Linked DNA regions of Homo sapiens: region 1 is linked to region 2. Evidence: chromatin contacts called from ENCODE Hi-C or POLR2A ChIA-PET data. All regions are on one chromosome and are shown on one strand. Each heading gives the region's core, a stretch centred on a gene start or an enhancer-like site at or near the end of the contact. The rest is flanking DNA. Distances are from core to core; before and after follow the strand shown.

What was found. Hi-C counts contacts between places; a loop is a spot of excess contacts on that map. ChIA-PET counts read pairs that join two places held with the same protein, here RNA polymerase II (POLR2A). Pooled maps may share reads with other maps.
Region 1: a pooled map shows a loop between it and region 2 (4-fold over the local background). The contact joins the promoter of ANKLE1 here to the enhancer-like site in region 2. A Hi-C loop is called at or near these places in 2 of 168 maps with a recorded cell type or tissue (OCI-LY7 and naive thymus-derived CD4-positive, alpha-beta T cell), 3 of 37 single-sample maps with no recorded cell type and 8 of 50 pooled maps. POLR2A ChIA-PET finds 5 or more read pairs at or near these places in 8 of 52 experiments (AG04450, GM12878, H1 and 5 more).

The regions. Positions count from the first base shown.
Region 1 is chr19:17,279,594-17,286,378 of GRCh38, forward strand. ANKLE1 (ankyrin repeat and LEM domain containing 1) reads left to right here and starts at 2,308. Exons shown (of 9, transcript NM_152363.6): 1 at 2,308-2,389; 2 at 2,464-2,616; 3 at 3,063-3,168; 4 at 3,271-3,409; 5 at 3,632-4,369; 6 at 4,496-4,673; 7 at 5,838-5,997; 8 at 6,088-6,226. The coding sequence starts at 2,328. RefSeq lists silencers at 2,170-2,219, 2,230-2,319.
Region 2 is chr19:17,123,810-17,130,242 of GRCh38, forward strand. All of the region lies in intron 2 of MYO9B (myosin IXB), which reads left to right. Among named protein-coding and RNA genes, the nearest start is that of SNORA118, 35 kb to the left of the region's middle. RefSeq lists enhancers at 1,806-2,195, 2,306-2,745. Within about 2 kb of position 2,367, at least 29 of the 41 ENCODE cell types and tissues checked have a DNase peak (open chromatin) inside an H3K27ac peak, as active enhancers do; they include GM12878 and OCI-LY7, where a contact is called at or near this core.

The sequences.
Region 1 (6,785 bases), core at 1,058-3,557, 160 kb after region 2:
GTGTCCAGGTGCTAGGACAACATTGCCATTTGGGAGGGTACTACATGGTTGCTAGTCAATGTGCCCTGCTTACCCCCCAACCAATGGAAAGGTGTGTGATGGCTTCAACCACTCCCCAGACCCCAATCCAGGTCAAGGCAGAGTTCTCTCAGCATCTGGATATGATTGGACTCCCCCGGGGGGATACATGACCTTCAATTAAGAGCTAGTCATGTACCAGGGTTGTGTGATGTTCTGATGAGCCAGGCCTGGATCATACATCCCTAAGGGGGAGGTTTAAGAGCTCCATCAGCAGTACTGAGGCCATGATAGGAGGGTTGCTTGAGGCCAGGAGTTCAAGACCACGCTGGACAACATAGCAACATTTCCTGTCTCTACAGGAAATGCAAAAATTAAGCCAGGCTCGGTGGCTCACGCCTGTGATTCCCAGCTACTTGAGAGGCTGAAGTGGGAGGATCACTTGAACCTAGGAGGTCGAGGCTGCAGTGAGCTGTCATCGCGCCACTGCACTCTAGCCTGGGTGACAGAGCAAGACCCTATCTCAAAAATAAACACAAACAGCTTTATTGAGTGACTGCTTTTCCTCCCTATGAGCATTTTTTGGAACCTATCGTGTGTCAGGCCCTTGTGCCCAAGCCCCTGTTCAATCCCCGCATCAACCTCGTTAGGATTCTCACATTTTGCAGATGGGACACTAAGACTCTCAGAGGTCCAGCCCTCCAAAATACTGAAGTCCTAGTTCCGCTGGATTGAAAATGGGCAACGCAGAACGGGGACTGGAAATTTTTTAAAAATTGTTTTTAAAGACGGGGTCTTGGCCAGGCGCAGTGGCTCACGGCTGTAATCTCAGCACTTTGGGAGGCCGAGGTGGGCGGATCACAAGGTCAGGAGTTCGAGACCAGCCTGACCAACATGGTGAAACCCCGTCTTTACTAAAAATAAAAAATTAGGCGTGATGGTGCATGCCTGTAATCCCAGCTACTGGGGAGGCTGAGGCAGGAGAAGCTGTTGAACCCTGGAGGAGGAGGTTGCAGTGAGCTGAGATCACACCACTGCACTCCAGCCTGGGCAACAAGAGCAAAACTCCGTCTCAAAAATAAATAAATAAATAAAACAAAGACAAGGTCTCCGCCTGTAATCCTAGCACTTTGGGAGGCCGAGGCGGGCGGATCACCTGAGATCAGGAGCTCAAGACCAGCCTGGACAACATGGTGAAACCCCATCTCTACTAAAAATACAAAAATTAGCCGAGAGTGGTGGCACATGCCTGTAATCCCAGCTACTTGGGAGGCCGAGGCAGAATAGCTTGAACCTGGGAGGCAAATGTTGCAGTGAGCCCAGATTGCGCCACTGCACTCCAGCCTGGGCGACAGGGTAAGATCCGGCTCAAAAAAAAAAAAAAAAAAAAAAAAAAAAATAGGGCCTCACTCCGTTGCCCAGGCTGGTCTCAAACTCCTGCACTCACTAAAAGAAAAGAAAAGCAACAACAAACTAGTAGGCTCAAACGATCTTCTCTCCTCAGCCTCCCAAAGCACTGTGCTTAAAGGCGTGAGCTGGGCCCTCGGCCTGGGGGTTGGAAATTGAAGCCTCTATTTTATGTATTTATTTATTTTCTGAGACAGAGTTTTGCTCTGTTGCCCAGGCTGGAGTGCAGTGGTGTGATCATGGCTCACTGCATCCTCGAACTTCCGGGCTCAAGAGATTCTACCAACTCAGCCTCCCAAGTAGCTGGGACCACAGGTGCAAGCCACCCACGCCCGGCTAGTTTTTTGTATTTTTTTGTAGGGACTGGGTTTATCCAAGTTGCCCAGGCTGGTCTCGAACCCCAGAGCTCAAGCAACCCTCCTGCCTGGGCCTCCCGAAGTGCTGGGATTACAGGTGTGAGCCACCGTGCCCGGCCTAAGCCTCTCATAAGGCCGTGCTCCCTGCCAGAGGCCACCCTTGAAGAAGATTCCCTGAGACTTAATGACCTGGGGCACCCCGGACTTTCTTAATCGTAGCTCCACCCACTCGAGCCGGGTGCCTTCGCGTTTCCCGTTTTTAAATGAGATAGTGGCACACCCGGTGGCATCCTCCCACCCGGGCTCTTATCGGCGGTCCCAGACCCTGCTTGAGCGCCTCCGGGTGTCAAGGGCCCCTGAGGACACTAAAGCTCTCGAACCCCGATGTGGACCCCCGTGCGGCGCGGGGCAGCCTGGCTGGGAACCCTGCTCGGCCCTGGAGAGGGGCCCCCCGAGCCGAGGGGAGGAGCGGCGCATGCCCACAAGCCCCCCGCGGGAAGTAGGAAATCGACCGACCAGGCGGTGCGCTTCGGACCCAGCCAGGGCATGTGCTCGGAGGCCCGCCTGGCTCGCAGGTTGCGGGATGCGCTGCGGGAGGAGGAGCCGTGGTGAGGGCGGGGCCGGGGGCGGGCCAGGAGTGGGGGTCTTTGGCCGGGGTCCACTCTGACCGCGGTGTTTGCAGGGCAGTAGAGGAGCTGCTGCGCTGCGGCGCGGACCCTAATTTGGTGCTAGAGGACGGCGCAGCGGCTGTGCACTTGGCGGCCGGAGCCCGGCACCCGCGCGGCCTGCGTTGCCTCGGGGCCCTACTGCGCCAAGGCGGGGACCCCAACGCTCGGTAAGATAGAGCCTGGGTCCGGGGCGGGGTCTCCCCAAGCCGAAGTCTGGGAATCCGGGAAGGGGCGCCCCATCATCCCGGGCCAGGCCTCGGGGCTCGAGGGTGGGGTTTAGGGGATCTTGGGGAGGGAACTTGGGGGTCCAAGGGCAGGGGCTAGGGCTCGAGGGAGGCGCTGGGGTCCCAGACCGAGGGCGTGGAATGGGGCTGCGCTAGGACCAAAGTGGGGATCAAGGGTTCGGATATTGGAGTGGAGGCACCAGGGTCAGACGGCAGAGGTTTGGGTCCTGGCCTGAGGTCATAGCATCTAGGTTCCAAGGGCAGTGTACCAGGGTGGACGGCGGAGATCCGGGAGGCCGAGAACGAAGGCTCCAGGTCCCCAGAGCGGAGATCGGGGTTCCTGCCGGGAGGCTGAGTCCGCAATGACCCCTCTTGCGCTGCCGCCCCAGATCTGTCGAGGCACTGACGCCGCTGCATGTGGCCGCCGCGTGGGGCTGCCGCCGCGGCCTGGAGCTGCTGCTGAGCCAAGGAGCGGACCCGGCGCTGCGCGACCAGGTTGGGAGGCACTGCGCGGGCAAAGAAAGGCTGGGTGAGCCCAGAGGGAGGGAAGGAAGGTAAGAGGGCCTCGGGCGCCCCCTGCTGACCGCGCCCCTGTAGGACGGACTCCGGCCGCTGGACCTGGCCCTGCAGCAGGGACACCTGGAGTGCGCGCGAGTCCTGCAGGATCTCGACACGCGGACCAGGACCCGGACCCGGATCGGGGCAGAGACTCAGGAGCCCGAGCCTGCACCTGGCAGTGAGTAGGGCCTGCAGGGCTGCTGGGGCTTGACTTCTGGACCAGTCCCTGACATCCAGGGTCTTCCCCACCCCACCCATTGGTTCTGACCGTCTCACATCCACTATTTGTGGCCAGCTCTTTCGGCCTCAGACACTCTGATCTCCTTTTTCTGTTTGATCCTATTCTCATCGCTGTCTCATCCCTCCTCCTCTCCTCTCTGGCCCCCACTCTCACCTGCAGCCCCAGGCCTCTCTGGACCTACCGATGAGACGCTGGACTCCATAGCACTCCAAAAGCAGCCATGCAGAGGTGACAACAGGGACATTGGCTTGGAGGCTGACCCAGGACCCCCCAGCCTCCCTGTTCCCCTTGAAACTGTGGACAAACATGGGAGCTCGGCGTCCCCTCCAGGGCACTGGGATTACAGCTCAGACGCCTCTTTCGTCACAGCGGTTGAGGTCTCTGGAGCTGAGGACCCAGCCTCGGACACTCCCCCCTGGGCTGGGTCATTGCCACCGACCAGGCAGGGACTTCTGCATGTTGTCCATGCCAACCAGAGGGTACCTAGGTCTCAGGGCACGGAGGCAGAACTGAATGCCCGTCTGCAGGCCCTGACTCTGACCCCACCAAATGCTGCTGGCTTCCAGTCCTCCCCTTCCTCCATGCCTCTCCTGGACAGGAGTCCAGCTCATAGCCCCCCACGGACACCAACCCCTGGAGCTTCTGACTGCCACTGCCTGTGGGAGCACCAGACATCCATTGATAGTGACATGGCCACGCTCTGGCTGACAGAGGATGAGGCAAGCTCTACAGGTGGCAGGGAACCTGTCGGCCCTTGCCGGCACCTGCCAGTCTCCACTGTGTCTGACTTGGAGTTGCTGAAGGGACTCCGAGCACTTGGTGAGAATCCTCACCCCATCACACCCTTCACCAGGCAGTTGTACCACCAGCAGCTGGAAGAAGCCCAGATTGCTCCTGGTTAGTCTTCCCAGGGCACATGGAGTCCAGGGAGCCTCCAGGAATCTCCCGGAGAACCCCAGCTCTCAGCCCCACTTTCCTCCCCATCTCAGAATCATCCCTTCCTCCATCTCCCTTGACTTCCAGGCCCAGAGTTTTCAGGGCACAGCCTAGAACTGGCTGCAGCCCTGCGGACGGGCTGTATTCCAGATGTCCAGGCAGATGAAGACGCGCTGGCCCAGCAGTTTGAGCAGCCAGATCCTGCCAGGAGGTGGCGGGAGGGGGTCGTGAAGTCTAGCTTCACCTATCTGCTGCTGGACCCCAGGTACTCAGGGCAGGAAAGCCCCAGAAATAGAAACTAGAAAATTTGGGGATTGGTTTTTATTTGCTGTGTGCCCTTAAGAAAGGGACTGGCCCTAGAATCATCAGCTGCTTCTTCTTCTTTTTTTTTATTTTTTTAAGACGGAGTTTCACTCTTGTTGCCAAGGCAGGAGTACAATGGTGCCGTCTCGGCTCACTGCAACCTCCACCTCCCAGGTTCAAACAATCCTCTTGTCTCAGCCTCTCAAGTAGCTGGGATTACAAGCACCTGCCACCACGCCCGACTAATTTTTGTATTTTTAGTAGAGACGAGGTTTCACCATGTTGGCCAGGCTGGTCTCGAACTCCTGACCTCAGGTAATCCACCCACCCTGGCCTCCCAAAATGCTGGGACTACAGGTGTGAGCCACCGCACCGGCCTCTTTTTTTTTTTTTTTTTTTGAGGCGGAGTCTCACTGTTTCGCCCAGGCTGGAATGTAGTAGCGCAATCTTGGCTCACTGCAACCTCCGCCTCCTGGGTTCAAGTGATTCTTGTGCCTCAGCCTCCCAAGTAGTTGGGATTACAGGCATGTGCCACCATGCCTGGCTAATTTTTTTTGTAATTTTAGTAGATATGGAGTTTCACCATGTTGGCCAGGCTGGTCTTGAGCTCCCAGCCTCAAGTGATCCTCCTGCCTTGGCCTCCCAAAGTGTTGGCATTACAGGCATGAGCCCCGGCTGGCCATGGTGGCTCACGCCTGTAATACCAGCACTTTGGGAGGCTGAGGTGGGCGGATCACCTGAGGTCAGCAGTTAGAGACCAGCGTGTTCAACGTGGAGAAACCCCATTTCTACTAAAAATACAAAATTAGCCAGGTGTGTTGGTGCATGCCTGTAATCCCAGCTATTCAGGAGGCTGAGGCAGGAGAATCACTTGAACCCAGGAGGTGGAGATTGCAGTGAACTGAGATTGTGCCATTGCACTCCAGCCTGGGGAACAAGAGTGAAACTCTGTCTCAAAAAAAAAAAAAAAGAAAGCTGCTGAATGTCTTTGGGGAGCCGCTGACTCTCTCTGATCCTGTAATCAGGAGTCACTAGACATGGGTTCAAGATATGTTGTGACTTTAAGGACTGCCTCTGGGGACCACTGTATCCACTTTTCCCTGTCTGAGCTATCCCCTTCATCCAGGGAGACTCAGGACCTGCCAGCCCGAGCCTTCTCACTGACCCCAGCTGAGCGCCTTCAGACTTTCATCCGTGCCATCTTCTACGTGGGCAAAGGGACGAGGGCCCGGCCATATGTCCACCTCTGGGAGGCCCTTGGTCACCATGGGCGGTCAAGAAAACAGGTGTGAGGACAGGGATCAGGGTTCAGCGAGGGCAGTCGGGCCATGGGCAGGGGAGGGTATTGGGGGTGCTGACTCCTGATTCTGCCCTAGCCCCACCAGGCCTGCCCCAAGGTGCGTCAGATCTTGGACATCTGGGCCAGTGGTTGCGGTGTTGTGTCCCTACATTGCTTCCAGCACGTGGTCGCTGTGGAGGCTTATACACGGGAGGCGTGTATTGTGGAAGCCCTAGGTGGGTGCCTGGTACCTAGAATGGGGGTCATATGAAAGGCATTTGGCTTCCCAGTTCCCTCATTTTTTTCCTTCTGAGGGGTGTTCATTTGTTGACTGAGCAATTATTGAGCACCAACTTTGAACCTGCACATGCATGTATTTTGCTCCATTGGTTTATCCCCACTCAAGGGCAATACACATTGGGTTTGCTGTCACATACTTTTTTGTGTGTGTGTGAGACTCTGTCGCCCAGGCTGGAGTGTGGTGGCGTGATCCCGACTCACTGCAGCCTCTGCCTCCCAGGTTCAAGTGATTCTTGTGCCTCAGCCTCCCCAGTAGCTGAGATTACAGGCACATATCACCATACTGTGCCAAGCTAATTTTTGTATTTTTTAGTAAAGACAGGGTTTCACCATGTTGGCCAGGCTGGTCTCGAACTCCTGGCTTCATGTGATCTACCCAAAGTGTTGGGATTACAGGCGTGAGCCACCATACCCAGCCGCCTGCTGTCACACACTTCTGCTGGATGGGGAGGTGTCCCCATGGCTGCCCCTGTGACCCCACATCCAATTTCTCCA
Region 2 (6,433 bases), core at 1,117-3,616:
TAAGGCAGACATTGTGGCCATATCGTGAACTCTTAAGAGAATAAACCTCCTTACACATACATGGAACATTCTCAAAAAATCATTTTTCTTTTTTGAGACAGGGTCTCACTTTGTCACCCAGGCTGGAGTTCAGTGGTGCAGTCTTGGCTTACTGCAGCCTCAATCTCGTGGGCTCAAGTGATCCTCCCACCTCAGCCTCCCAAGCAGCTAGGATTACAGGCACTTACCACCATCAAGTCTGGCTAATTTTTGTATTGTTTGTAGAGACGGGGTCTCACTATGTTGCCCAGGGTGGTCTCCAACTTGTGGCCTCAAGCAATCCTTCCACCTTGGCCTCCCAAAGTGCTAGGATTACTGGTGTGAGCCACCACACCTGGACTCAAAAATCATTTCTATATCAGAGTCAGGTGTGGTGGTACACACTTGTAATCCCAGCTGTTGAGGAGGCTGAGGTAGGAGGATCACTTGAGCCCAAGAGTTCAGGACCAGCCTGGGCAACATAGCAAGACCCCATCTCTACAAATAAAAATCATTCCTATGTCAGGTAAAGAGAAAGCATTTAGAACTTCCCAGAGTAGAACAATTACAAGTGACACTCTAACAATGCAATAAAACTTCGTGGAACTTTTTTTTAAAGTAAACTTATATTGAGCAACTCTTAGATGAAGAGATACAAACACAGCTGGGCGTGGGGGCTCATGCCTGTAATCCCAGCACTTTGGGAGGCCAAGGCGGGCAGATCACCTGAGGTCAGGAGTTCGAGCTCAGCCTGGCCAACATGGCAAAACCCCGTCTCTACTAAAAATACAAAAATTAGCCGGGCACCTGTAATCCCAGCTACTCAGGAGGCTGAGGCAAGAGAATTGCTCAAATCTGGGAGGCAGAGGTTGCAGTGAGCCGAGATCGCGCCACTGCACTCCAGCCTGGGCAACAGAGTGAGACTCTGTCTCAAAAAAAAAAAAAAAAAAAGGTACAAACAGACCAAAATTGCAGGTTTTCTAAAAATCAGTGACAAACACCCGTATGTTATCAGAATCCATGGGCTATATTTAAAGTGATGGTAGGAGGACACCACATAGCTGAACACCCATTAGATCCACAAATAGGAAAGAACGGAAGTAAATGAATTCATGTCCTATCTCAAGCTGAGAAAAAAGAACAAAGTAACCCCCAAAGAGAATGATTTGGGCATCAAATGGGCAAGATGAGGCCAGCTGCGGTGGCTCACACCTGTAATCCCAGCACTTTGGGAGACCAAGGTGGGCAGATCAGTTGAGCTTAGGAGTTCGAGACCAGCCTGGGCAACATAATGAAACCCCATCTCTACCAAAAATACAAAAACTTAGCCGGGCGTGGTGGCACATGCCTGTGGTCCCAGCTACTTGGAGGGCTGAGGGTGGAGAATCACTTGAGCCTGGAAGGCAGAGGTTGCAGTGAGCCAAGATCATGCCACTGCACACTAGCCTGGGCAACAGAGTAAAACCCCATCCCCCCCCCCCCAAAAAAAGGGTAAGATGAGCCCTAGGGGAAATATGATAAATTCTTCAGATGTTTTCACAGCCTTGAGAACCAAACAGGACCTTCCCCCATCAAAGCCTGGTTTGTTCTGTATTCTTTCTGTGACCTAGTACGTGGTTTCGTGATAACCTAAACCCAAATTTAGTGACATATGTAAGATTTCAGTAACTTGTTTCACACTTAGGTTTTTGTTGTTATTTAAGGCTTCCCCTACCCCACCCCTGTAGGGTTTGCTGTGAGACTTTAGCTCATGGTAGGAGTCTGTCCTTAAAGGGCCACGTCCTAGCCCTGGGAGTCCTTGCTGCGTTTCAGTGTTTGCTGTAATGCCATCTGCGTCTGTGGCTGACAGTTGGTGTCTCTTGTGAACTGGGACATACGGCGTTGGGAGCACTCAGCTCTCTGTACATCCCTGCCGTCCGTCCATCTGACCAGCAACCAGCTATCGAGAGCCTGCCGGGGTGCCCCAAACCCCTTGAGCAACCAGAAAAGAACAGAACCCGGCAGCAGCTAGGCTAGGGGCCCTGGAGAGCCTCCACTTCCTCCTCTGCGAATAGGGGAGCCATGAGGTTGGGGTGACTCTTCCACTTCCTGCCCCCACATCCGCAGGCCAACTGAGCCTGCAGCTGCCTCCTGTGCAGGCTTGGGCTTGGGGGTGTGGGGAGTCCTGTCTTGCACCACATAGCTGCCTCCTCACCTCCATGACACCCACCCCCTTCGCAGGGTCTTCCTTGTGCCTGGCTGGCATCATCCCCGACATGGCCCCCACTAACCTCCTCATTCCCTCGGCCCCGCCTTCACCACAGCTCTGAGCTCTGTTGAAAGCATCAGCTAAACTTCTCATTTCCTCGCCTCCAGCCCTGCCTGCTGGCCTCCGCCCCCTCTGCTCCCAGCTCCCAGGGAGTCTCTTCTCACCCAGCCCTCCTTGGGCACGTGACCCTGTGGACCCATTTTGTCCTGGGTGCTTCCCAGGCCTGCTCCTCCACGTCCCCACCATGGCCTCGGGAGACCAGTCACCCAGGGTGACACTCACCTCCTGCCGACCCATCCTGCTGGAACCATGTCGGGGATCCCCGGAAAACCCCATTTAACAGAGGATCCAGAACAGCGGCCCCTGGCCACTCTTTTCTCACGAAAACCAGACAGTCTGTATTTCACACAGATCCTAGGGGCCACCCAGTCTCTGTCAGAATGGCTTGACTCTGCTATTGTAACTCAAATGCAGCCTTAAGCCAGACCCAGACCGATGTGGCTGTGTGCCAGGAAAACGTCATTTGCTGCTGCTGAAAATTGAATTTCACATCAATTTCAGCCATCAAGAGATCTTTTGACTTTTTTTTTTCTTTTTTTTTTTTTTTGAGACGGAGTCTCGCCCTGTTGCCCAGGCTGGAATGCAGTGGTGCGATCTCAGCTCACTGCAGCCTCCTCCTCCCGGGTTCAAGCGATTTCCTGCCTCAGCCTCCCAAGTAGCTGGGACTACAGGCGCCCACCACCATGCCCGGCTAATTTTTGTGCTTTTAATAGAGACGGGGTTTCACCATATTGGCCAGGCTGGTCTCGAACTCCTGACCTTGTGATCCACCCCCACCCCCACCCCCACCCCCCACCCCCGGCCTTCCAAAGTGCTGGAATTACAGGCATGAGCCACCACACCCACCCGATCTTTTGACATTTTTTCTCCCCTAAGCATTTTTTTTTTTTTTTTCAGATGGAGTCTCACTCTGTCGCCCAGGCTGGAGTGCAGTGGCACAATCTTGGATCACTGCAACCTTTGCCTCCCAGGTTCAAGCGATTCTCCTGCCACAGCCTCCCAAGTAACTGGGACTACAGGTGCACACCACCACGCCCGGCTAATTTCATTTGTAGTTTGGTAGAGATGGGGTTTCACCATGTTGGCCAGGCTGGTCTCAAACTTGTGACCCACCCCCCTCGGCCTTCCAAAGTGCTGGAATTACAGGCATGATCCACCATGCCCGGCCAATTTTTTGACTTTTTTTCTCCCCTAAGCATTTTTTTTTTCCAGTTGGAATCTTGCCCTGTCGCCCAGGCTGGAGTGCAGTGGCGCAATCTTGGCTCACTGCAACCTTCGCCTCCCAGGTTCAAGCGATTCTCCTGCCTCAGCCTCCCGAGTAGCTAGGACTACAGGTGCCCACCACCACACCCGGCTAATTTCTTTTGTATTTTGGTAGAGACGGAGTTTCACCATGTTGGCCAGGCTGGTCATGAACTCCTGACCTCAAGTGATCCGCCCTCCTTGGCCTCCCAAAATGCTGGGATTATATGTGTGAGCCACCATACCCAGCCCCCTAAGCATTTTTAAAATGTGAAAACTGTCCCTAGAACGTAGGCTGTACAGTAATAGGTGGCTGGCCACACTTTGCAGACCCCCGGTAGAGATCACTGGTACCAGGAGGGTGTCCTCCATGTGGCCACACCCATGCCCCTACCTGTTTGTCTGTGACCGCTTTCCTGCCACATTGGCAGAGCTGAGCGGTGACAGCAGATGGAGCCAAAAATATTCACCACCTGCCCCTTCGCAGAACAAGTTTACTGGCCCCTGATTCACACAGAAAATCCCGCTTAATCCTCCATCTGCTAAGGCAGAGATTTTTCCAAAACCTTACCTTACAGGAGAGAAATCTGAAATCCAAGAGCCGTGAACTAATTTGCCCAAATTGCCCAGCAGTAGCCTTGAACCTCCAACCCTCCCCCTGGCCACCAGGATCCACTGAATCTTGCAAAGTGTCTCAGCAGAAGTAGCCTGCAACCTGGCTAGTCATGGTGGCTCAAGCCTGTAATCCCAGCTTTTTGGGAGGCCGAGGCAGGAGAATCACTTGAGCCCAGGAGTTCAAGGCCACCCTGGGCAACATAGCAAGACCCTATCTATACTGAAAAAAAAAAATTTTTTTTTTTAAATTTAGCAAGGCACAGTGGTATGCGCCGGTGGTCCCAGCTACTTGAGAGTCTGAGGCGGGAGGATCGCTTAAGCCCAGGAGTTTGAGGCTGCAGTGAGCTAGGATCACACCACTGTACTCTAGCCTGGGTGACAAAGCAAGACCTTGTCTCACTAAAAGAAATAGCCTGCAGCCCCATGAGGACCTGGGGGTTTATTTCCCTGGCATTTCCGTGAAGCACAGCCCCAGCTCCCAGTGGCTGCCCCATGGCTGTTTGCTTGGCAGACCTGGCAGAGCAGAACCCCCCGGTCCCTCAGGCGTCCTGGGACAGGGCACTGCCCATAGGGCTCCTGTGTCCATGAGGGCCTGGCACAGCCTTGGGATGTGGCCTCCGCCTACCGGCTTGAGCCACCGGCGCTCAGGGTCACAGCTCTCGTCTGGGTCTGACTGCTGTCAGTGTCCCCAGGTGGGCGTCACCTACTCCGTGGCCTCGGGACGAGTGCTGTTTCAGGTAGAAAGTTCTGCTAGGAACTTGGAGAATACAGGAAAGAAATAACAGGAGGTCCAAGCTGGCTGCCAGGCCCTGGCCAGTGTCATGTGGTGGTCTCCACCTTACCCAGCTAGAAGGAGAGAGGACTTTTGCAAACCAAAAAGCAAGGGGACAATCTCCCTCTTTCAGCCCCTTTCTTTAGGCTCTGTGGTGGCTCGATATTTGCAGATGTTCTTTCTCCAGCCGCAGCCTCTCTTGGCCATACCGGTCACTCCTTCATCTCAGTGCCTGCATGGCCTTGACGGGACAGGGGAGATCAGAAGTTCTGCGTGGCTCATGGCCTGAGCAGGGGGGTGGAGGCTTCACCCAGAGGTGGTGTTGCAGAGGGAGGAAGAAACAGCATCAAGGGACCGGGCATGGTGGCTCACACCTGCGATCCCAGCACTTTTGGGAGGCTGAGGCAGGTGGATTGCCTGAGCTCAGGAGTTCGAGACCAGCCTGGCCAACGAGGTGAAACCCTGTCTCTACTACAAATACAATAAAATTAGCTGGGCTTGGTGGCGGGCTCCTGTAGTTGCAGCTACTCTGGAGGCTGAGACAGGAGAATCACTCGAGCCCGGGAGGTGGAGGCTGCAGTGAGCCAAGATCGTGCCACTGCACTCCAGCTTGGGCGACAGAGCGAGACAGTTTCAACAACAACAACAACAACAACAAAAAGAAACAGCATCAAGGCTCCGGGAAGTGAGCAGCCCACTCTGTCCAGGCAGGTCCAGGGAGGCTCCCAGAGGCCAAGACACCTGAGCTGTGGCTAAACGTAACCAAACGTGTCAGGGCAGGTGGGCAGGGCATGGGCCAGGAGGGGAGCCACGGACGCGTCAGCCTCCTGCTCTTGGACTTGAGGGAGGGCGGCAGACCTTTCAGCACTTCTGTTTCCTCGTCTGAAATGGGGATGGCAGGTCTGCTTCTTAAAGGAATGCGAGTTGAAGAGGGAGTCTCGAATCCCACAGTATATGCCCCTAGTGGGCCACTCCTCACCACAGGTCATGATATGTCATAGTCTCTGTTCTCCCTAAAATGTTTTAGGGAGAATGGTTTTTTTGGTTTTTTGGTTTGTTTGTTTGTTTTTAGATGGGTTCTAACTCTGTTGCCCAGGCTGGAGTGCAGTGGTGCAATCATAGCTCACTGTAGCCTCGACCTCCTGGACTCAAGCAATCCCTCTCCCTCAGCCTCCTAAGTAGCTGGGACTACAAGTGTGTACCACCAGACCTGGTGAACTTTTCAGTTATTTTTCTTTAAGAGACAGAGTCTTGCTATGTTGCCCAGCTGGTCCTGAATCCATGGCCTCAAGCGATCCTCCTGCCTTGGCCTCCCAAAGTGCTTGGATCATAGATGTGAGCCACCTGCCTGGCCTCCCTAAAATGTTACCAGGCATTCCAACCAAGAGGAGAGCCATCCTTTAGATAGAAGATATAGAATTTTTGACCAGGCACAGTGGCTCACACCTGTAATCCCAGCACTTTGGGAGGCTGAGGCG